3 separate regions of the Mus musculus genome follow, and regions 1 and 2 are each linked to region 3. A link is a loop called in an ENCODE intact Hi-C map of the cell type or tissue named here. Cell type or tissue: left cerebral cortex. All regions are shown on one strand. Region 1 overlaps Col23a1 (collagen, type XXIII, alpha 1). Region 2 overlaps Col23a1 (collagen, type XXIII, alpha 1). Region 3 overlaps Col23a1 (collagen, type XXIII, alpha 1).

Evidence for each region. Hi-C counts contacts between places; a loop is a spot of excess contacts. Peaks named below come from ENCODE experiments on the same cell type or tissue, not always from the same donor. Only the 100,000 strongest peaks of a DNase experiment are listed, where the experiment ranks them.
Region 1: it touches region 3 in a loop (2.2-fold over the local background); 2 of 42 quality-filtered maps call a loop at or near these places.
Region 2: it touches region 3 in a loop (2.0-fold over the local background); 4 of 42 quality-filtered maps call a loop at or near these places.

Annotation. Positions count from the first base shown.
Region 1 is chr11:51,323,310-51,331,309 of GRCm38, forward strand. All of the region lies in intron 2 of Col23a1 (collagen, type XXIII, alpha 1), which reads left to right. Among named protein-coding and RNA genes, the nearest start is that of Col23a1, 37 kb to the left of the region's middle. In left cerebral cortex, a CTCF peak has its summit at 3,797 (motif pointing right); a DNase peak (open chromatin) is centred at 5,396.
Region 2 is chr11:51,339,195-51,347,194 of GRCm38, forward strand. The region is part of intron 2 of Col23a1 (collagen, type XXIII, alpha 1); the gene reads left to right. Among named protein-coding and RNA genes, the nearest start is that of Col23a1, 53 kb to the left of the region's middle. In left cerebral cortex, no CTCF peak of the experiment used is centred here; DNase peaks (open chromatin) are centred at 3,462, 3,812 and 4,192; H3K27ac peaks cover 760 bases.
Region 3 is chr11:51,387,888-51,395,887 of GRCm38, forward strand. The region is part of intron 2 of Col23a1 (collagen, type XXIII, alpha 1); the gene reads left to right. Among named protein-coding and RNA genes, the nearest start is that of Col23a1, 100 kb to the left of the region's middle. In left cerebral cortex, no CTCF peak of the experiment used is centred here; a DNase peak (open chromatin) is centred at 3,821.

The DNA.
Region 1 (8,000 bases), 65 kb before region 3:
CCTGAGCTTAGGGACTGTCCCCATCACTCACCTTCTGTCTCTGTCCTTCTCAGGCTGCCTTTCCTCGGGGTGCTTGCTCTGTAGGAAGGTGACTGCCAATAGCTGTGGCTAAGCCAATCCTGATTAGCACCACCCCAGATAAGCACTGTCCTTCCTCACCAGCCCCTATGACTGGAGACCGGGAGGTATTGAGGGCTAAACTGTGAGAACTCTTCAATTCATACCTGAAATCTTAACCCTTCCCTGTGCCTCAGCATGAGATGATCTTCAGAGAGTGGTACTTAAGGTGAAAGGAGGCCAGGAAGAGATTTGGAGAACATATGCATGTACACACACACACACTCATTTGCACTCATGCACATACATGCACATGCATGCACACGCACATGCATATAGGTACACACATATATATGCATGCACACGCATGCATACACGAATATGCACACACAGACACTGTGTATACACACACACACACGCAGATAGGTGCGTGCATATACATACTCAGGGACACATGTGCACATCTATACACAGGTATATACACATGAACACAGGTGCACACATGCATATACATACACATACACACACATGCAGCTATGAGGGAGAGTTGACTACTAGAAACATGGTTTGGGGGACAGTAGCTACCCCAGGAAGATCAGAGTTCTGTTCCCAGAACAAGAGAAAATTCACACATCTAGGTAAACAGTAGATGACCCGTTAGGCTTGTACCAGGGACAGATGGCTAGATGGTTCTTATTGTGACAGTAGACAGATTCTGGGTTTGGCCAAAGACCGGCTCTACTTCAGGCACCCAAGGACTTTGTTTGCCCTCTTTAAATTTGCTATGTAGTAGATGCTGGCCTTCTTGCCTCTGCTTCTGAGTTCTAGTACTATAGGTGTGCAGTGCCCAGGACTTGCTTCAGTCTTTCATTTGTAAACAGGGTACTTACTTCGTGGGATTATGTCAAGATCGAATGTATGAGTGAACACCTAGCAAAGGTTCCCCTCCACATCTCAAGAGGAAGCTCTTGATTGTCATGAGCTCAGATCCATGTGGTCACCCAGGTATGGAGAGGGGAGAGAAGGTGCAGACATTGCCTGGGAATGCTCTGGAAGGAGAGAACAAAGGGCTGGTGAGTTACACCAGCATGCTCTCCTGGGCTGGTCAGTTATACCTTCGTGCTTTCCTGGGATATGGGTGAGAAAATACCGGTGACCGAGGAGTAAGAGAAACAGACAGGAAATCACAAGGCTGGAAACCATTCAATCAGATGCTACCAGAATCCGGAAACCCTGAGCACAGCCTGTCACTTCTGTCCCTTCAGGCTTGTTTCTAATTAGACTCCACCTGCCTTGAGCAGTCTCAGGAACTTTCTGGAAAAGTGGTAATCTTCGCCATTGTCTTTTTGTGCCCTTCTGCATTGCTGTGTGGTATTGCAGGGATGCTGCGTGTGGCCTCCAGATGGTGTGTGCTGGACTTACCTCATGGGGGATTGGCGGGGCGGGATGGTAAGCCATTTCCAGAAAGGAACAAATGTGTACGTGAGAGGTAGAAATTCCCCACTCGTGTGGAAGTCCTTTCTTTAAACACCAAGCATGGTGTGGACATGACATGAGCTGATGAGAGTGGCTGTAATTTGTGGAGAGTGTTACTAAGCAGAACGCTCTGAGCGGTAAAGCCACTGGTGGTCGGGTTTTCGCTCCATTGGTGTAGAGTAAGAATGAGCTTAGGGAAGAGAGCTTGCGCTCTTCAAACAAGAAATTATGTTCATTTGACACATTTTTGAAATTGTATATGTATGATATATATACATATATATATACATATACACACATATATATACACACACACACACACACACATATATATATATATGCATATATATATATATATATATATATATATATATATATATATATTCCCCCAGGAGTGGTAAATCCCAGCTGACTTGATATTGTGGAAAGGTTGAGTGTCTGTAAAGGTGTTATCTAAACTAACCACAGCAGACAGAGCTGAAGGCAATCTTCGGGTCTGATCTATCTTCCTCCCTCCTTCCTCCCCTCTCTCCCTCTCTCTCCCCCCCATCTTTCCTTCCTCCCTCCTCTTATCTCCCCCTCCCCCATCTCCCCCTCCCTCTTCCCCCTCTTTCTTCCTTCCTTTCTTCCTTCCTTTCTCTCTCTCTCTCTCTCTCTCTCTCTCTCTCTCTCTCTCTCTCTCTCTCTCTCTGTCTCTTTCTTTCTTTCTTTCCTTCCTTCTTTTCAGTGCTAGAAGTTAAACCTGGGGCCTCACACGTGCTAGGAGAGCATCCCATAGCCGGGTTTTACAGCTGCTGAACTCTTTTCAAGACAGGGCCTCCTGGTTTAATCCTGGCTCAACCTGACTTTGCAGGCCTCTTGCCTCAGCTTCTCCAGTGCTGGGGTTATGGGGTGAGCAACCGTGCCCGGCAGTCATTTTTAATTTTTTTTCTGAGCTGGGGATTGAACCCAGGGCCTTGTGAGTGCTGAGTAGGCAATCTGACTCTGAGCTTCCCCCAGCCCTTTAAATTAGCTCCCCCTCCCTCCTCTCTGCAGTGATGCTGAGGATAGAACCTAGGACCTTGTATATGCTAGACAAGCACTTCAACCCTGAGCTGGGCTCTTATCCCTCATGTGTGTGCGCATGGGCGTGTGCCAGAACTCTCTGGAGAACGATGTCATCGCATTTCCCACACTCTTCTGTGCACAGATGTCAGTCCGTTTGGTTATTTGTTCATTTACTCACATGTCCAGTCCTAGTTAGGGTGACATATAAGACCGTTAGGGTCCGCTGCAAACCCATCCTTAGAAGAAGATGCTTCAAGTTGTAGAATCAATCAATTAAAAAAAAACGGAGTAAACTTGTGTAGTACAAAGAAAAGTCCTACAAAAGTTAAAAGGAGACATTGCTGAGGCTAGAGGATCTATACAGACAGGTTGGTTTGCAGAGAGCAGAATCCTTCACTGGGGAGGTAGGAGCTGGGTAGAGTTTTGAAGACTGGTTGGCATGTTAACCAGCTTGCATAGGGTCACAGGGCCTTGAGGCCTGACATCCTGAGCAAGATAAAAGGGAAGCATGAAGTTTAAACTCTTGTTGAAAGGCAGCTGTGGGGATTAAGATGAGCTGAGGGCTAGCAAGGAGTGGGGCTGTGTGCTGTGGGATGCACCATGGAGTGTCTGAGTAGAGTTTATTTCAAGAGGGGGACCCTAGAAGTGGCAGGAGGGCAGACTGGAATTGCAGATCTGGATGCATCACAGAGGCCCCTAAGAGGGTGCTCAGGGGAGGCACTGTCTCTGTTTGATCATGGTCACATCCTCTGAACCTAGAGTGGTGCCTGATTTGTGGAGAAGCACTGAGAAACATGTGGCAATGGCCTTTCCTGGGAAGAGGTCCTGAGGAGGTGAAGGAGGGCCCTGGGTACTGATGGGGAGAAGAGCTGCAGAGACACCAGGACCCGTGGTAAAGAGTCACAAACATGGTACCGGTAGGGGAGCAGACGGAGATCACAGGAGCTGCAAGGCCTGGGGCAGGGAGGGGGTGGGGGTGGAAGTTGCCCTAACCTGAAACAGGACTGGATTCAGGAGATGTGGTGAGCATAGTTTGGGGCTGTGGTTTTACAAACCAATTGGTAGATTCACTGACGAGTGGAAAATGCTAATTAGAAGTCTTCTCTCCCGATGTCATCTAGCCACTCCGAGTCTATTAATTATCGAATGTGCCCAGCACCATAAAGATCTTGAAATGCAACTAGAGTCTGACCTTTGGGATTTGGAGCTTTTCTCGTGACCACCAGAGGGAGCCCATTTATTTCATTAAATTCTGTAGAATTCTAACAGAATTAAAAAACAAAAACAAAACAAACAAACAAACAAAAACCAAACCCTTGGGTCAATGAGTCAAGAGGCTTGCAAACTCAAGGCCAGCTTGGGCTACCGAGAGAGTGCAAAGGTAGCCAGGGCAGCTTTATGAGATCTTTAAACAACAGAACAAATTTAAAAGAGCTGGGGATACAGCCCTGTTGTAAAGTGCTTGTCAGCATGTTGGGGGCCTAGGAATGTCCAGCACTATAGGCACACACACACACACACACACACACACACACACACACACACACACATCACAGAATAAGGAAAACTAGACACATAAGAGGAGAATGGAGAAAAATATGATATGCGCCCCCCTAGAAGAAAATCTAAGGGTGCCATTTTCCTATGATGCATCTATTTACAGAGTACTCAACACTACCTTGAAAGCATGGTTAACAGTAAGATGAACAGAAGAAATGCCAGAAATGGCAAACATGGAGAAGTCTGGGCTATCAAGGACTTAGTTAGCAACCTAGGCCATCTAGCACGCCCCTTGTTGTCACGGGGATGTCTAGGGACTGCGACTTGCTGTGCTTACTAAATATCAAGAGAGGGACATATTGCACAAAACTAAAGTGAAATTTGGAGAGGGGGGTGAGACAGAATCTTACTCTGTAGCCTTCGCTAGCCTGGAATTCTCTCTATAGATCAGGTTGGCTTCAAATTCAGATGTTTCTCTGCCTCTGCCTCTGCCTCTGCCTCTGCCTCTGCCTCTGCCTCTGCCTCTGCCTCTGCCTCTGCCTCTGCCTCTGCCTCTGCCTCTGCCTCTGCCTCTGCCTCTGCCTCTGCCTCTGCCTCTGCCTCTGCCTCTGCCTCTGCCTCTGCCTCTGCCTCTGCCTCTGCCTCTGCCTCTGCCTCTGCCTCTGCCTCTGCCTCTGCCTCCTGAGGGCTGGGCATACCACCAAGCCCAGCTTAATTAAAAGGTTGATGGACTTTTTAACACACACGGCTTTGGAATCATTCTAAAGCTGAATGCTGAGTTACAGTTAAGTTGAGGACTACAGCCATGAAGAGGGGAAGAGATTTACCTTAAAGTCTCCATATGGCCAGGAGGTCAATCAGGGAGACCTATGTGTGGGCCATGTGTCTGAATCATGGGGGAAAGCAGGGTCTTCAGTTCCCACTCGGGCTGGAGAGCACAAAAATTCACATTCTGGTTTGAGACCAAAGACATATATACAGAACCTATATTACAGAACCAAACGCTGGTGATATTCATAAAGTATGGAGGTATTCTTCCCGAACGTTCTCTCTTGCTTGGCCCTTTGGTTCTATTTACAGTTTGACAGAAGATCCACCCGCGTGTAGAGAGCAATCTGGGTTCCTGAAGTCAACCAATTGAAACCTTACTCTCACCCAAAGGTGACTTCCCAGGCCCCTGCAGAGTAATGCTTGCCTGCATGTGTGGCTATTGCGGCCCAGTGAGTTCACACTTGACTCAGCATCTCGCTTCCCACTCCTTACCTCATGGCTCCTGTTCCACCCTGCTGGAACTCTCACTTTCTCTCACCCATAAGTTCCTTTTTCCTGCCCTCCAGGCATCCACTGAGCCCTTCCTGGCTATGCCATCCTTACCTCTGGCAGCCACCCAAGGCCTTCCCCTGGCTGTGCGGGAGGAAGTCTCGGGTTTAATAGGGTTCGGTGACTTCCCTCTTTACTGTCGAGTACAAACAAGGTCCTTATCTCCAGACTTCTCAATCTATTTCCTGACCTGTCCTGGAGCCCATCCCTCAGATCATAACTTCTTCCCGTGTCCTTCTGCATTACTCAGGTTCTCCATCATCATCCATGAGCCTGGAACCTTCTTGGCATTCCTTTGTGTTCTTTGTGACATGACTCACAATATCGGAGATGAAAGAATGACTGGAAGATGGTTAGAAAAATCGGGAATGTATACACAGAGCAGAATTCTATTCAGTCATTAAAAAGGACAGGATCCTGTGATTTGTGGCAACATGGATACACCCAGCCAGCCAAGAAACATAGTCTGGCTACAGAAGGACAAGTTCCTTGTGGTCTCAACTCATATGGTATCTTAAAAGGCTAATCTTACAAAAGTAGAGAGGGAGAGAGAGGAGAGATTGGCCCCAGATACCAAGTTGCATTTGGGCAGGAGGGATCAGGTCTGGCCATGCTTTGCACGGTAGGATGATTGCCATTGGCAGGAACTTAGTCCCTCTTTCAAAACAGAGGATTTTGAACAATGAAAGAAGTGACACTGAATGTGCCAAGTATTCTAGGTTGCTCTTGGTTACTCAGTGTGTGCATGCATCCAAATATCATGAATGTCTATGCACCCACTAAAAGTGAACTCTGTGGACTAGAGGGAGGGGTCATCAGTTAAGAGCACATCCTCTTGCAGAGGTTTGGGTCCCAGAGCCCACATCAGGCCTGTGCATTCGTTCAGTACCTGTTCCTAGCTGCCTGAATGCAGCAGAGATTGGCACTCCATTGGCCCAGGCACTTCTGCATATAACTCTAGCTCCAGGAAATACCATGCCCTCCTCTAGCCTCCACAGCACGTGAATACATACCCACATACTCACACATATATTTTAAATCTTAAAAAAACATTTTAAAGTCTCTCCCCTCTCCTTACCGAGGAATCTGGATCCATTCCCTAAACACAGCTTGATCCCATTCCCTGAGATGTTTCTTCTTTTTTTCAGAAGAATCAGTTGCTCCTGATTCCTTGACCACCCCCACCCCAACACTTTGGGTACCCCTTACCCACAGCACCTGTGAGCCGACAATGGAGTGGGAGTGCCATTTCTATTGTCTGTGGCTACTTCTGCTCTGTGATCACTCAAAGGCAGGGTCAGGCCTGGAGGAAGGGCAGCTCAGCTCTCACTACTGTACACATGGGCTTCAGTTGATTTTATAAATGTGTTTATGTGATTTGTGAAGTGACAGAGACATGTCTCATAGGGATTGTTGCAAAGAAGAGGCAGTAAAAAGTCTATAAATAAGCTGCTGTGGCCGATACTGTTCTAGGCTTTCCACGCCATCCAGCAGTGTGGAACATGCCATCAGTGGGCACTCTGTCCACACCCATGGCCAGTCAACCCTCCTCTGGTGTCTAATCTTCATCCTGACTCTTTATCATGCTTTCAGCACATAGTAATTTTTGTTCTTGCTCATCTGAGATGTCACTCAGGCCAAGCTTGGCTCTACTGACTTCTGAGTTTGCCCCAGGGGCCAATGATTGGAAAATCACTTGCTCTTTTTTTTTTTTTTTTTTTTTTTTGGTGGCGCTGGCCAGGGTCCCTAAGCAATGAATCACATCCGGTTGGACTCCTTGCCACTCTCTGATGCGGAAATGTAATCCCTGTGGGGAAACGTTTAGATCTCCTTCCCCAAAATGCCTACTGTGCCCTTCATCACTCACGTGGTCTGTGCATTCATTCTGTCCCCGTTCCTAGCTGCCTGAGTGGAGCAGAGACTGGAGCTCCGTTGGCCCCGGCACTCCTGCATGGATGCATCCTACTATATTGCAGATTAGAATGTGCCTATCATAGCCACATACTAAGTGTTGGCCATCAGCCTGTGGTGCCATGGGTGGTAAAACCTTTAGGAGGTGAACTTTTAGGAGGTGAAACCTTTAGAAAGGAAGTGAGATCATCATGGGGTGGAGGGGGCGTTCTTGTTGCCCTTTGCTCCCCACCCACCATGAGATGAACAGCCTCCTGTCATAATGTTTTGCCTCACTTTGCTGACTGTGAGCTCAGATAATTATTTCTTACTTTAAGTCAATTCTCACTGATATTTTATCACAGAGACAAAAAACTAATACCCTCACAACTAAGGCCACCTCTGCACACAAGTACCTCCCTGTCTTTTCTGTCTAAGCCCCCAAGCGTCTCCCATTTTTCTCCATGTCTCGCAGAGGCAGAGGCAGAATGCCCCACATGAGCCACTTAATCCCTCACTGTTGGCTCAGGGCCCTCAGTCTGTCTTCCATCCTTAGATGATGGAGCAGTCATCATGGGCTGAGCTATGTTCCCTTCTACTGTTGACATTTGGTCTTTTGCTATGTATTGTAATGTTAAATACTAGCCCCCAAGTCCTAGTCACTCCCAGGCATGAGAGAATCTTCACATAATACCAAGTGACACAAGGTA
Region 2 (8,000 bases), 49 kb before region 3:
TCCCAAGTGCTGGGATCAAAGGTGTGTACTGGGGTCTTTAGGCTTCATATGTTACTGGCATGGATTTGCTAGCATTCTGCAGAGGGAGTACATATTTGTGGAGAGATGGTATGATATCCTTCCTTCTGCTGTTGGGTTTAATGTCGGTCTATGCTGCTCTCATAAAGCAAGTTGGTAGTCGGTGGTCTTGTTTCTGTTTTCTGAAAGAATTTGTGTTATGAATGGCTTTTTTGTTTGTTTGTTTGTTTGTTTGTTTGTTTTAAGCTGTCCAGAAGAAATCACTAGGTATAAAACCCAGATCTAGGACTTCCTCTACCAAGGGTTCTGGTTTCATGTCCCATTCTGGGCCAACTCTCTTCTTCTGAGCATGTCCCTACCTGGAGATTGAATGAGCTGAGTCTCTTGCCTCTAGGCTCAGCCACTCTTTTCCAGTTATCCACTGCTTTGTTACAAACAGTCCTAAAGCTTAAAGTGTGCATTTTGCATGGGCCTCTGGCTCTCCTCCCTTATAGCTGTGAGCTAGAAAGAGCTGGGCTAGGGTCCTCTGAAGGCTTGTCACTCATCTCTGTGCCCATGCATTGATGACCCTCACCCAGAAGGAGCCCCAGCCAGTAGATGTGCACCTGGTCTCTCTTGGCTCTTAGCTTCCTCCTATGGTCAATGGGCCATTAAGGTGAGGGTCCTTTAAGAAAGCCACCATGTACGGCTGTTTGAACTGGAAAAACACACAACTTCATTTCTGCCATAGTCTTCATACAATCAAGTCACTGAGGCCGGCTCATCCTCAGAGGGACAGAGATTAGACAGGACCATTTGATGGGTGCTAGAGAATGTGTGTGCACCCTTGGAACTGCCACGCATCTCTAGGGTTCAGCGTGGAGGTCTTGCTCTTCATATTTATCCTCTCTATACTAGGATGTGAGGTGGGGAGAAGCTGCTTGGGGCAGGGCTATAAGGAAGAGGTCTGAGCAGATGTGGGAGTTTTGTAAGCACAAGTCCCTGAGTTCAATCAAGTAAAAGAAGACTAAGCATGGTAGTGCACAGGTGTAACCCAGCACTTGGGAGCCAGAGACAAAATGACCTCTGGGGCACTGGCCAGCCTCTTTGACATGTTTGGTCAGTTCCAGGACAATGAGAGAGCTCATCTCAGAAGATGATGCCTAAGGAACAACACCTGAAGTTGCTCCCTGGCTAGTGTTCATGCACGCATACACACACATGCATATATGTGTATGTATGTACATATGCAAGTATACCTACACACACACCTGCATGCATATATGTACACACATGTATACACATACCATATGCATGGACACCTGTACATGCACATACCTACATACATATATGCACACATATATGTACACATACGCATGCATACCTGTTCACAGAGAGAGAGAGACTGCTTATAGCATTTGAGGATATGTAGTATACGCTCTTACTGCAGCATGTGTATAGCTTGAGTGTGTCCTCCTGGGGTCTATATTGTAGAAGCTTGGTCTTCAGTGTGGCAGTGTTATGAGGGGGAACTTTAAGTGGCTTGACATTGGAGTCATGGGGGACATTCTCAGAAGGAATTGGTGCTGTTCTCGTGATATTTTTGGGTTTTGAGAGACGGCTATTATAACAGATCAGGCCTGACCCAAATGGCTCCCTTCTCTGTCATGTGATCTCTCTGTGTCCCACATGCTCCAGTCATGATGGAATGTAGTCAGGGACCCTTTCCAGAACTGGCACCATGCTTGGACTTTTAGCCTTCCAAACTGTGATCTAAATCAATCTCCTTTCTTCATGAGCTGTTCCCAGCCTTAGATATTTTGTTATAGTAATGGAAAGCCGGCTAAGACAGCTCATTAGAAAAAAAAATTTGAGATGGGGGTCTTACCATGTAGCCTAGGCTATCTTGGAACTTGATACCATCCTATCTCCACCTTCCAAAAACTGGGATTATGGTGTATGCCATCACACATTACCAGCAGCCATTGCTGGCCGTTACTTCTGTGCTTAGGGTGGCCCTCTGGGTAAGGAACAATGAATCAGACCTGGAAACTTGTAGTGGCAACTGTCAGCACATGCATGAGTCAGCTGATTTCAGTTTGTCCCCAGAGTCCACTCTGGGCTTGGCAAAGAGCAGCCATTTATGTCTGTTAACCCATAACCCAAACCTAACTGAAAACGGCTTTACTAAACACAGGGGTAAGGGGATGGTGTTTGCTTGCTTGTTGGCTTTGGTTTAGCTAGAAAACCTGGGGTGGATCTCTGACTTCAGGTGTGACTGGTTCCCAGGCTTCAGTGGTAACACCTTTCCCCCAGCCCTCTGTTTTAAGCGGTTACATGGGCGGCTCTGGACCATACCTTGTATACTTAGGCCTTGTGTAGCTCTTTCCCCATTCGGCTTGGCTTTACTCTGGCTTATTTTGAGCAGATGGACATTAGCAAGTATGGCCTAGTCTTTTTGTGTTCTGGGAAGATGGACCTGCTTGGAACCTTGCTGCCTGGCTCCAAAGATTCTGGGAGGCCACTTGGGGAGAGGGAGGATAAGACCACCTTAGACAAGCTTATAACTCGTAGGCACAGGGAGCGCCTTCAGCTGTAACCATGCAGAGAGCTGCCAGACCTAGCCTGTCCATGCACCCTGCTGTCCCTGATCATAACTATATGTTCAAGACTAGTGAGTTAAGATTGTGTTGTTATGTGACAGTTAATACATAAAATACCCTCTGTATGTAGTGTCATGACTGGTGGCAACTCCAGGGTCACAAGTCCTAGAGAGCATCAGCTCCTGTTAGTTTCAGGAAGTGGAGGCACTGGCTGTCCTAGTGGGTGACTGTGTGTCCCCCAAACCTGCACTGCAGTTTAATCCCCATGGTAACAGTGTGAAGGTGCAGCAGCCTAGTCTGACTGTGGTGCTAGGGGATAGCTTTGGGAGGTGACTAGGATTAGACTCAGGTTAGAGTCCTCGTGGTTGGGTCCCAGTGGCTTTCCAAGAAAAGGGACAATGACCAGGCAGAGATGCAGACGTGCTGGTGTTCTCCTCTCGCCATGTGCAGCTCTTGAGAATGCTCCCAGCAAGAAAGCCATCACTAGCCACAGCCCTTGACCTTGGGCCTCCAGAACCAGGAGCCAAACAGACCTTTGTCTTTAGTACTTACCCAAACTACAATATTGTATTGTGTGTGTGTGTGTGTGTGTGTGTGTGTGTATACAAGCACACATATTCTCTATAGCATGCATGAAGGTCAGAGGACAACTTGCAGGAGTTGGTTCTCTCCTTTCTGTTGTTTCTACCCTGCTGTGTAGTCCATACCACTGACCTCAGAATATTCCCTTGTCTCTCCTCCCATCCCTCTGTAGGAGTTTTAGGTGCACGCCACCATGCATGGTTTTTAAATATAGATTCAGGAGTCTGGACTCAGGCCATCGGGCTTGCACAGAAAGTGCTACTACCGGCTGATCCATCTCACTACCCTCCATGTTGTGTCAGTAGTGGTGGGAAGCAGGCTGATTAACAAATCACTCCCCAAGAGCATGTTGACATGGGATGAATGAACACTCATGATGGGCTAAGTGCAGGAAACAACCTCAAAGGGCAAATAGTTAAAGCCAGAGCTTGGCACACTAAGGGACAAGGGTTTCAAGATGGCAGTCGACTAGAAGGGTGGAGATGTCGATTGAAGATGGCCCGGAAACAGGAATTAGCACCCTTGGGCTGGTGAAGTGAGGAAAGGCTGCTGGAAGGGAGCAGGCATCCCATTCAGAGACAGATGGATGTCTTGGCCCAACGCCGGTTTGCCCAGACTCCAAGTATGTTCTAGCTCTTTCTCCTCGGATTTAAAATTCAGTTCTATTTTAAAGGAAAGTGTCCAGGTGTTTCTGACTCATGGATATGTAAGTCTCTGTTGAGTGTGAGTTCCATGTGTGAGGTGTGTGTGTGTGTGTGTGTGTGTGTGTGAAGGATTGTCTGAGGAATATATTTGAGGCCATTTTTGTCTGTGGCTGAGTCCTATGAGACTTCAGCCAGGTTTCTCACCTGTAGCCTTCTCAGCCAAGCAGAGAATCTGAGTAGCAGTTTGTGACCAGAAGCCAATGGGTCCCAGGGTGGACCACAGAGAGATGTCCCAACTGGCTACTGTGGCTGTCCCTACTTGAGCACACACAGCTGTTCCCCGCTCTTTGGAAAGACTATGTAGCCTTGAGCCTGTTGATGACAAAGTTGGAGGGACAGTTTGTTCGGGATGATTTGACACATCAGGCATCCGGGCCAGCCACCTCTCAGAAATAGAATTAGAGTAGGAAATGTATTCCTGGCAGCGGAAGGTGCCCCCAGCAGCCTGCTGGAGCTTTCAGGGGCCCAGAGAGGGAGACAAGGCTGCCAGTACTACAGACAAAGACCAGACCAGACCAGTCTCCTCCTCATGGGAGCAAGGAGGCTGGGGCCATGACCCTGTGAAAACATCTGGACAGCTGTGGAAGGCTCTCACTCCACCAAGGATGCCCCTCCCACTTCCTACCCAGCTCAGCAGGAAAAGCTCTGTAAGTGAGGTCTTCTTCAGGTGTGAATTTGCTTCACACTAGCCCATGGCTGGCTGCCCATCCATCGCTCTGGGGAATCTCCTTTCTCTGGCCTTTTCTTGTGACGTCACCCCCTTTCCCTCTTGACTTTGGATCTCCTGCTGCACCATATGCTCTACCAGAAGAGTCCAGCATTTTGACATTGCAACATGAAGTTGTCATCTGCAAAGTTCACACTTAAGACCTGCGCAAGCAAGTTACAGGAAAAAAATCCCCCCTCAAAAAAGAAAATTTCATAATATTTTAAGTAAGTTGATGATTTTGTGTTGGGCCACATTCCTAGCTCTCCAGGGCTGCATGTGACCCATGGGCCACAAGATGGGCATGTCTGCCAGGAATGAGTCACCTTGTACTCATTGCCCCCTCCCCACTGTGGCTCTGACTGCCTCAGTCCGGCCTACCATTGCACCCTAAAAAGCCACAACGAAATGGCCCATCTTTGTAGAAGGCAGAGACTTGACAACATGAGAGTGGAGAATGTTGTCACATGACACTATGAAATAGGCAGGGGCCTAGAAGGCAGTAGAACAGAGGCATTCCTTAAACCTGATACTGTTAAGACAGCCTCTGCCCAGTCGGTAGCTCTCTCTGTTGTAGTCCTGAGTTTGAAGCCACAATCTAGGGGTTCAAATCTTTCATGGGATGCTGGGTCCTCTCTGTGTGTGTCCCCCAAGCACAGAAATGGAAATGCCCCATCACAGACTCCTAGCCTCCTCACCCCTCATTTCCATACCTGTATCTGGACTCCTTTATTGCAAATGTCAGAAGCCTAGCTTATAGTGGTCTCAATATCAGAAGTCTATTGAACTCAGGTTTGCTGGTTACAGGCACAGTGACACCTTCTGTGCTGTGTGTGTAAAAGTGAGTTTGTGTATGTGTCTCTGTGTGTGTCTCTCTGTGTGTGTCTATGTGTGTGTGTCTATGTGTGTGTGTGTGTGTATGTGTGTGTATGTGTGTGTCTGTGTGTCTATGTGTGTGTCTGTGTGTCTAAGTGTGTGTGTCTATATGTGTGTGTGTGTGTGTGTGTCTGTGTCTGTGTGTGTGTGAGTGTGTGCATGCTCTTGTTCTCAGAGCAAGACCATCAGAATCTGTCCACAGCAAGTAGCTTCCTTCACAAACATGAACATTTCTGTGCCTGCATCTGGGTGTGTTTGTGCCTTGACACCTGTGTGGAGGTCAGAGGACAGCTTTGGGTACCAGTCCTTGCCTTCCACTTTGAGACAGAATGCATATACCTGGCTAGCTCACCCTTAAGAGTCTAAGGATTCTCCTGGGTCCACCTCCCATCTCATACCTAGAGCGCTGGGATTACAGACATGTGCTTCCATGTTTGGCTTCACATGGGTTCTGGGGATTCGAACTCAGACCCTCCTACTTGAACAGCAAGCACTCCGCCCCCCCCCCACACCGCCTGCCTTACAGCAAGCACTCCCCACACATATACACACCCTGCCTCTCCCAAGGCAGTAAGACAGCCTCTGATCTGTCTCTTGGCTCTGGTGGCCCCCTTCTCAGACAGGCACTTTCCTACAAGAGCAAAGCCAGCTTCTGCCAGCTGAGGCACGTGTCTTACCAGATGAAGGTCCTATGAGAACTCTCGGTCTGCTCTAGTGGCCATCTGCTCACCCTGAACCTGTTCACCCCCTGACATGGAGACTAAGTGGATACGAGGCTTTGCTTGGCCAAGCTTCAGGTCAAGCATCAGCATCAGCTCTACCCAAATCAGAAACAGGGTGGCTTCCCAGAGGAACTTAGGGTAATGCTGGCAAAAAAAGAGTAGGGAAGGGGCTAGGGATGTGGTCCAGTTGGCGGTGTGCTTGCCTAGCATGCAAGCAGCCTGGGTTTAATTCACAGTGCGGTATAAACTGGGCATGTGGTGCATGTATAATCCAAGCACTTGGGAGGATCGGCAGTTCAAGGTCATCGTTAGTCACTTTGTGAGTTGGACACCAGCCTAGGATACATGAGATCATATCTCAGAAAATAATCTAAGGCGCCTCTGGATATAATTGTCCTCTAGAAATAAGAGAGGAGGTTGGTTCTCTAGCCCCTGACACAGGCCATGCCTGCTGACGCTCATCCCATGAGCATTTGGATTTCCAAAGTCCTTGTTGGCTGTCACACAAGGCAGGAGAGTCTCCCATAAATAGCTATTGCCTCAGGTGACAGCTAGGCTCAGAGCCCACGGGGCAGGCGCTCGCTCGCCTGTCCCTCCACACAGCAGTGTTCCATCGTGTTCCATGCCAATGGAGGTTCCCAGAGCAAGACCATCAGAATCCGGCCACACCAATCAGCTTCCTTCCAATGGCTTGCTTTCAAGGTCTCCGTGAGCATTTGCCTGGGGGTTGTCAGTTCCTATTTAACACCCGCCGTCTGTCCGTCTGCTTGGTAATGGAAATAATCACATGCACTGATAATGCATGGCAACAAATGAAAGAGAATAGTCCTCTCCCCCAGTTAGTGTTTCCATGGATACAGAGGATGAAGAGTTCCATCCGTGGCTTAAACAGGAACAGTTTCAGGGCTTCATGGTCTGGGCTGATTCCCAACCAAACATCCTCAACCGAGACCTTGTAGAGCTCCCAGAACTTGCCTGCATCTCTTCTGGTGTTGGCTTGCCATCGCTGTTAGGGTTTTTCAGTTTCAGACCATGGACACGTGGTTCGGTTGCTTTGGGGCTTGTGGCAGCACCTTCTGGTGGAACACATAATGCTCTCTTCTTGGCCAGGACATGATGACGAAGAGGAAGGGACCAGGGACTCAGAGTCCCATTCAAGGACTTACGACTCAGTGCTTTTTCCACTACATGGGCTACAGGATCAAATCCAGGTAATCAGGCTTGGGCACACCCACAGAGCCATCTTGCTGGCCTTGATTTTTATATTTGTTGGGGGGGGGGGGTTGTTTGTTTATTTTGAGTTAATTAATTAATTTTAAAGCAGGATCTTACTCTGTAGCCCTGAGTGTCCTGGAACTCACTATGTAGACAAACCTGGCCTTGAACTGTTTTTTGTTTGAGACAAATCCAGTTCTTTGTTCAGAGCAGAGGTTGGGACATAGGATCCATATGTCTCTCATTACTGAAGCTATCTAGATTAACTGTACCATGGCTCATGACCTCTGTGTCCATGGGTTCACCATGAACATTTTGATTATAGACCAAGTACAAGGACCACTTACTAGGAAATCCAAATCCATGATCCTTCAAAATCCAAGATGCTACAGTGGGGGCAATGTTCATGGGGTGGGGCACAGCTAACACCAGTGCAAGGTCACCCTCAGGCCGTGTACGTAAGGTGCAAGCAAGGCATTGCTGGCTTCAGTCCCACCCCCAAGGTATCTCATTTTGTGTAGGCACATGTGTATCGCAGAATCTTTTTTAAAATTATCCTTTAAAAGTATCCTTTTAAAAAGTTACTCTGGTCCCA
Region 3 (8,000 bases):
GAAGACAAATGTCACATGACTTCACTTATAGGCAGCAAACAGGGAAGACCGAAAAGAGGGTATGAGCGGTTGGAGGCTGGGGGAGAGAGGGTGGGAGATCTGTGTTTGATGGGGACAGTGTAGCCTGTGGGAGGATGAGATGGTTCTGAGGATGGTGGTGGTGGTGGTAGCTCAATTATGCAAATGTTGAGATGCTCACTTAAACATGGTAAAGATGGGGACAGGCAGGATGTCTCAATGGTAAAGGCTTGCCATACAAGCCCAAAGACCTGAGTTCAGTTCTTCTGACCCTCTAAAGGTGGGCAGGGAAAACCAATCCTCTGAGTTGTCCTCTACACGTGCTGTGCACACAAGTGTACACACACATACACACACACACATGCTAATAGTACTTAATTGATTTAAAATGTTTTAATGAGTGAAGATGGTTAAAGGATATATTGATCTAGAACTATAATCCTAGCTCTAGGAGATAAGGCAAGAGAATGGCAAGAAGCCAGATTGGGCTACATAGTACATTTAAAACTAGTGCAGAGAATGAAACACTGCCAAGAAGAAGAAGAGGAAGAGAAGGAGGAGGAGGTAGAGGATGAAGAGGAGGAGGAGGAAGGAAGGAAAGAAGAAAGAAAGGAAGGAAGGGGAAGGAAAGAAGGAAGGAAGGAAGGAAGGAAGGAAGGAAGGAAGGAAGGGAGGGAGGGAGGGAGGGAGGGAGGGAGGGAGGGAGGGAGGGAGGGAGGGAGGGAGGGAGGGGGAGAGAGAAAGAAAGAAAGAAAGAAAGAAAGAAAGAAAGAAAGAAAGAAAGAAAGAAAGAAAGAAAGAGAGAGAGTGAAAGAAACGGAAGGAAGGAAGGAAGGAAGGAAGGAAGGAAGGAAGGAAGGAAGGAGATCCTATACTTAATTAAGTCACTAAAGTTTTAAAAGTGGCAGAGCTGGGGCCCTGGCTGCCAGTTGGCACCTACAGACTGGCATGGTGACCAAGAGTTCTCCTTCTTAGCACATGCCCTAGCCACACTAGTGGTCAGGAGGCTGCAGCAGAAGCCCTCACTTGGGGTCTCAGCCGCCCCCCCCCCCCAGGCCAGTGTGGAAGAGGGCGGAGCCTCCAGGAATTTATGCTCCACAACAGACCTAGCGGACCAAAGAGCCGGTACCTGCACAGTGTCTGTGCTTCGGAGGAAAGGCCAGATGTTTGAGCTCTTGTATGTTTATAAACGAAACGTCTGCTACATCCAGACCCCTGTGTTTACACTATGGCTGGGAGGGGGGCTAGCCAATGGGGGCTAGCACACATTAGAAGGCATCCCTGGGGATGTGGCTCCTTGGCACTCAATCACTTGCCTCTTGGCTCTGTGACCTTCTGTGAGACAATGCACTTCTACCTCAGTTCCCTCACTATAAAACAAATGCAGTTACACTAGCCACCGCCAAGAGTCATAGGTCAATGGATGTTTATAAAGCATGCTCAGAATCGGGCCTGGTATTCAGTCGATGCTCAATTCATGCATTATTCTTATTCCTGCTTTGTCCCCTTCTAGATCCCAGCAAACGCCCCCTCCACGCTCAGCCCCCATTCCACCAAGGGAACCTCGTAGCAGCCACTGGAGCAAAAGAAAGCTTCTTTGCATATCTCTGGTGTTAAGTAGAACATGGGCACTTACGATACAGGGATGTCCTTGGATGATCTTGTAATAACAAAAAGTAACCCTTATGTTACTTTGGTGGTCCTTGGCCTGTAGTAAAAACCTCCTCCTAACGCCAAGACTTTTGGCTTCTGAAATAACCTCCAGACCAAAATGGAGAAGCCTGTCGGTGCTACAGAAGTTCAGTTACACTTAATACATGTATGTATATTTCCTTTTATTTAGCTGTGCAATGAGGCATGAAACTGCACCTAACCATCCACTTACTTGGCCCTTTGAACATCAGCCTGCACGGCACTGGGACGAGGTGCGCGGTGCCAGCCTGCAGCTGTTTCTGCTTTGGTTATTATTGCAAATACCCAGGGAAGGCTGCCTTTCGGTTTCTCTCCTCCCGGCTCTGCGGGCCGTCTGTGCTCACTAATTTTCACACCAATTTCCACTCTGGCTCTGGTTCTGAGGGAGCCACAGGCCCTTTTGCAGAGGGAAACCTCTGGGCGATCTGACTTGGGCGGTGCTCTGTCTGTACAGCCCTCTCACTGTTTGAAGGGGTCTGGTTCATGATTTGTACTGAAATTTGTTAAATCCTGGAAGGTTTTGATTTGGTTCCCCCCTTCTGTGTGTGCTGTGTCTTGTTTTTGTTGTTTCGGTAATGCAGAGTCCAAATTGAGTTAAAGAAGTTTTTCCGACTCCACGTTTGGCTGTGTTTCACGTTTTCATCAGCTGTTACGGATCGGGAATATTAAATAGCACAACAATAGTAATTTGGGGATTTCAGAGCTCAATGGGGGTGATTTATAGAAACCTGAAGCTCTTACCATAATATTTTGTTAAATCTGTTTCCTCTTATTTTGCCTGATTTAATACAGACTCTTCCTTTCGGTTCTCCGTCCCTTTGAATGGCTGAAAGAAGTTAAATGCATGCAGGTCTATCCCGCCTCCAATATGGAGATAAAAGGGGCCAATATGAAAGTTTCTTATAAGTTATAGCAATGGCAGGAACATGCCGGGTTTTCATAGCTGACCAGAGTCACTGCCTCAGCTGGTTTTGTTTAAAAAGCTGGGTTGGAGATTGAGTCTGATTGCTGGAGGGAAAGAAAAAAAGAAAAGCAAAGGGGGGGACAAAAGCCTGCCTTCACTCTCAGAGAATCCATGTCATGTGTAAAATGGTGGTCGTAAAAGGAGGGAAGTGACTTGGAAATGTCTGCCATGCCTGGCACCCAGGGAATGTGCGAGTTGATTCTTGCCTGCATTCCCTCCAGGAGTTTACAAGTTCCCACTGTGTGCTGGGAGCCAATCTAGTCTCTAACTTGCTCACTCATTCAAACCAGCCCTGGGTCCCATCCTTAGTACTCCATACAAGGGGTGTCATGGGAGCCTGGATTCCAACAGTGAGGAGGATCAGGAGTCTGAGAGAGACAGAGAGACAGAGAGAGAGAGAGAGAGAGAGAGAGAGAGAGACAGAGACAGAGACAGAGACAGAGACAGAGACAGAGACACACACGGAAGCTTCAGGCAGGTCCTTTAGGAACCAACCCTCATCCCTCCCCTCCCATTTACCCTCTCCTCTCCTCTCCCCTTCCTCTTACCGCTCCCCTTCTCTGATACTTACCATCTGTTCACTCTTGAGCTTGCTTAGAACTCCCTGTATCTTCTCAAACTTGCACCCCTATTATTTTGGATGTAAGGGAAAAAAAGAAATCCCAGCCACATCCTGGGTGCCGAGGGACCCCTGCCACCTATCGCCACTCCAGCTTCCTGAGAGGTTAATTCAGTTATGGTTCTTGGGTTATAGGGTAGAGGGAAACTGAGGCTCAGACAGGCCAGGCAAAACCCAAGGTTGCAGAAGAGACGGCACCTCTATATGCAGCATACTGTTGCCAGAGACCTGTGTTGCCTACCCTGGCACCTCCAAAGTCAAGAAATCCATCAAAATGCCCTCAAAGCATCCCATGCTGCTCGGGCTGTTATGGCTGATTTGATGGCTTTAGAGAGCAGAGCCCTCCACCAGGACACTGACTAACATCCTTGTGTGGAAGTGTCTCAAGTTGCAGACTGAGCCCAGGAAAAGCAGCTAGCATCTTGAAGTCTATTACTCAGCCTTTGCTTCTGCTGATGGAGGCAGACAAAACAGGTTGAGCAGATGGCCCAGGCCTTAGGCATCAGGTCCAGGGAAGTAAGCCACTCAACACAAGGCAAATGAGAATGCAGCTCTGGGTCTCAGCCAGTTCCCATCTCTGCACAGTCTCTCGAGGCCCGAGTCCTACTGCCAAAACTGTGAAGTGGCTTGTTTTGTTCAACAACGTGTGTTGGAGAGCCGCTTTCTTAAAGGTGCAACTGGCAGGTTCCCATGGGAATTTTTCTTATTTATTTCCTTAACTCAGGGGGAAAAAAAAAAAACAGCCATGATTGTGTCATGAATTAAAATACCCCATGTGTAGACTGTGGTGAGATGGGGAGAGTGAGATGGGGGTGGACAGAGAAGATTTTGTGAGACCCTCCCCTACCGAGTCCACCCAGCAGGGACACTGACAGAAACCTCAGAGCAGCAGGCATGTTCTTTCTTTCCATGCTCACAGGGCCTGGTGGCTATGACTGTTTAGCAAGCATGGAGAGCAATGTAAAAGCCCTGGTGCAGGGTCATAGTGAGAAGAGGAGAGGACATGGGCTCCAGGGACGTCTGTTTTCACTGGAAACAAAAGGCACTAGATAGGAAGGGGTAGGTATTTGTTAGCACAGATGCTAAACTGTTGTGGAAGCTTCTGGTTGGCTGTGATTTGCCTCTGAAATGCCCCCATTGGCTCATACGTTTGGAACTTTTGGGCCAAACCTGGTGCTGCTGTTTTAGAAGGTTCTGGACCTTTAGTAAGTAAAGATTCTCTAGAGAAAGCCAATCACTGCAGGGTGGGCCTTGAGATCTAAAAGCTTGGCCAGATTTCGTGTCTGCTTTCTGCTTCCCAGCTGTGGATACAATGTGACCAGCCCTTCACTCTGCTGGCATGGCACTTTCCCTGAGGTGATGAACTGTATCCCTTCAAACCCTGAGCCAGAAGTAAAACCCTTTTTCCTTTAAGTGGCTCCCTGCCAAGTGTTTAGTCACATTAAGAAAAGTAACTAATGTTTGGTTCTCAGCAGAGTGATTTTTTAAAGATAATTTATCTTAATTTTTGTTCTGATGCTGGGGACTCAAACCAGTACCTCCTATACAACGTTACCACTCTACTAACTGAACTATCTATAAGCCCAGCAGTGTGAACCTTACATTTGTTTTGTTCTTTTGAAGAATACTGGCCATATCCCAGGGACATTTTTTTTTTCCTTTCCCACAGCCTCTTTTGGTTTTCTTTTTTTTTTTTTTCTTTTTTTCTATTTTAAGAAAAAAATACCTTTTTAAAACAACAACAACAATAACTATGTGTCTCTGGGTAGGTATGTACATGTGACTGCAGTGCCCATAGAGGCCAGAGAGGGGTATTGTGTCTCCTGGATCTGCAGTTATGAGCCTCAATCAATTGTGAGCCACCTGATGTGAGAGCTAGGAGCTGAACTCAGGTCATCTGCAAGAGCAGCAAGCACCCTTAACTACAGAGTGGTCTTTGAGCCACCCACAAGCCTCTTCTGATAGCCCAAAGTATGCATCCTAGCATAGATTGCTGGGCTATTAGGATTATCCTTTCCATGTGACAGAGAACTCAGTACGGTTTGGTGTGCCCTGGCACAGACTCTGTGTCCACCATGACTGTGGTCACAGGTCCACCCCTCAGACTGTCCAATATCTGGATGTCCTCACTGGGCCAGCTGAGTCCAACCTTTCCTGATTGAGTGGGTCCTACACTCACTCATCTGTGCACTCACTGGTGTGTGTGTGTGTGTGTGTGTGTGTGTGTGTGTTTCCTGACTGGTTATTGTCCCCTTAGGGTAAAGAATTACAGGCTGCTCTTTGCTTGGCCTGAGAAAGGTGCTTCTGTTTGGGGTCTACTGTGTGCTGTTTATACGACTGAATCTGGAGATTCTCGGCACAGCTCCACTCTCTGGGTTCACAGCCATCCTGGAGACTATTGGAAGAGAGCAGGCCAAAGCAGAAATAAACACACCGTGAATATAACCGCTGAGCTTGTCCTGGTAAATCCGAGTTAAATGCTTCTAAAAATATATTTCTGGAAAGGTAAAGTAAGGCCCACTCACAGCCCAAGACAGAAGCTATAAAGGAGAGAAAAACCACAGTTACAGCCCCATAAAGAGATCACAGTTGCCATTAAAGTGACGTTGAAGCCGCTTCTGGCCTCACAGTGGTTTATATACATGGGCAAGGCTCAGATAACACTGTCGGTATTGGATTTTGTTTTTGTTTCGACTCTTGCCATTTTGTAAATATTTCTCCGTGTCATTAAAGAAGGTAGAGGGAATCTTATTTAAAATTTATTTCAGCCTTTTTTTTCTTGTGGAAAAATATCTAAACATTTTAAAAACAAATTAAAACGTAGAACGAAGACCAGGAACCTCATTCACATACCAACCACCTAGGAGGTGGGTATTAGCAAACTGTGAACAAACATATTTTACATCCTTAAAACGTGAAATTAAATAAAAATGAAAACATATTGTTGACTACTTATTTACTGCCTTTTTTGGAAACAAATTACAGATATATTGCTGGGGGTGGGATATTTCAGTGTAAATAGTTAAAGATAAAAGGTATATTTTTTTCAATCATTAAAATACCATTTATTAAATCTAAAAAGTTGACAAGTAGTTAATAACCAGTAACAGTGAAGTTGATTACAAGTTTACCTAATTAATAGTGATTCTCCTCCTCCCCTTCTTCCTCCTCTTCTTCCTCTTCCTCTCTGTCTTTCTTTCCTCCTTTCTTTCTTTCTCTTCAGACAGGGTCTTATGTAGCCCAGGCTGACCTCAAGTTCACCATGTAGCCAAGAATGATCTTGATGCTCTCATCCTTCTGCATCTTGCCTGCTGGGGATGGCAGGTGTGAGCTACCACATGTGGTTTATGCCGTGATGGGGATTGAACCCACGGCCTTATGTGCATTAGCCACAAGCCATGCTCTTGGTCCCCCCTATAATTTATTTATTGAAGAAACCTGGTCATTTGCCCTTTAGTTTCCCACCATCTGGATCTTGATGGCTGCATTCCTGTGGTGTTATTTAATACACTCCTCTGGCCCCGTCGGTCCCGTAATTGGTGGGTGAATGTAAACGCCTGGTGACATTCAGGTTTGGTTTGGGGAAGTGGGGGGTAAGAATACTGTTGCAGGGTGGGGCATCAGCCACAGAATAAATGTGTTTCTTTCTGTGGTAGCAGCGTGATCGTGATGGCTTTACGTGTGACTCTAATGGGGATCTGTAAAATGAGGAGGCTGTCATGTCTGCTTTTTCTTGCTGGAGTAGCACAGAGGAGGTTCCCATCAGCAGCCGTCTGCACACCTGGGAAGAGTTTTTAGGCTCTTCCTCTTTATCTACCAGTTTTCAAAATAATGGGTTTCTTCTCAGGCGCCCCTCAAAGGCAACCACTGAGCGCTGTCTTTAGTGCCATTATGATCTCACGGGAGTAAACCTATCTGGTATATTTCAACTCACTGCAGTTATTCTTAGCGATGCTTAGTCAGGTCTTAGCTAAGCCAGTGGGAGCTTTGTGGTGGCTTGAGTCATGTTTACACAGGACTTCAGTCGTGTTTGATAGTTTCTTTGCTTTCAATCATTGTTGCTATAACATATCACCTGAGACTAGGTAATTTACAAAGAATAGAGGTTTGTTTATTGTGCTGTTTAGGAAGCTGTGAAGTTCTGGGGCGTATGATGCCAATTTCTGCCTGAAGCTGATTTAAAAAGATAAAATAAAAGGCCTTGCTGCATCCTAAAGAGTAGGGACATCACATAGAAGAACAAAATAAGCATCCACCAAAGAGTTGTCGTAAATCTTCAACCTTAATAAACCCTTGCAAAGAACACACAACTCACTACAATATTTATAAGCTGTATGCCTAGATTGGGCAGATCTACCACTACACTACTCTATTCCCCAGCTAGGAGATCCCTGGCTACTTGCGGCTTCTTCAGGACACATGACTCTGCTCCATTTTCCTTCCATCTCCTCTTCCTCTATCTTCCTCTGTCTCCTCCATCTCCTCATCTCCTCTCCTCCTCCTTCCTCTCTTCCCTCTCTCTAAAACCTCCAGTCCCATTTTTCCCTTCCACTGCCCAATCACAGGCTCTAGCCTTTATTTGACCAGCTAAAATGGGGAGAAGGTTCACTCCTTGTCAGGGGTAGCCCCTTTTGAGGAAGCAGAATTAGTATCAAAATGCAAACAGCACCAGAGCAATCCACAACACCTAAGTCACTCTTTTCTTCC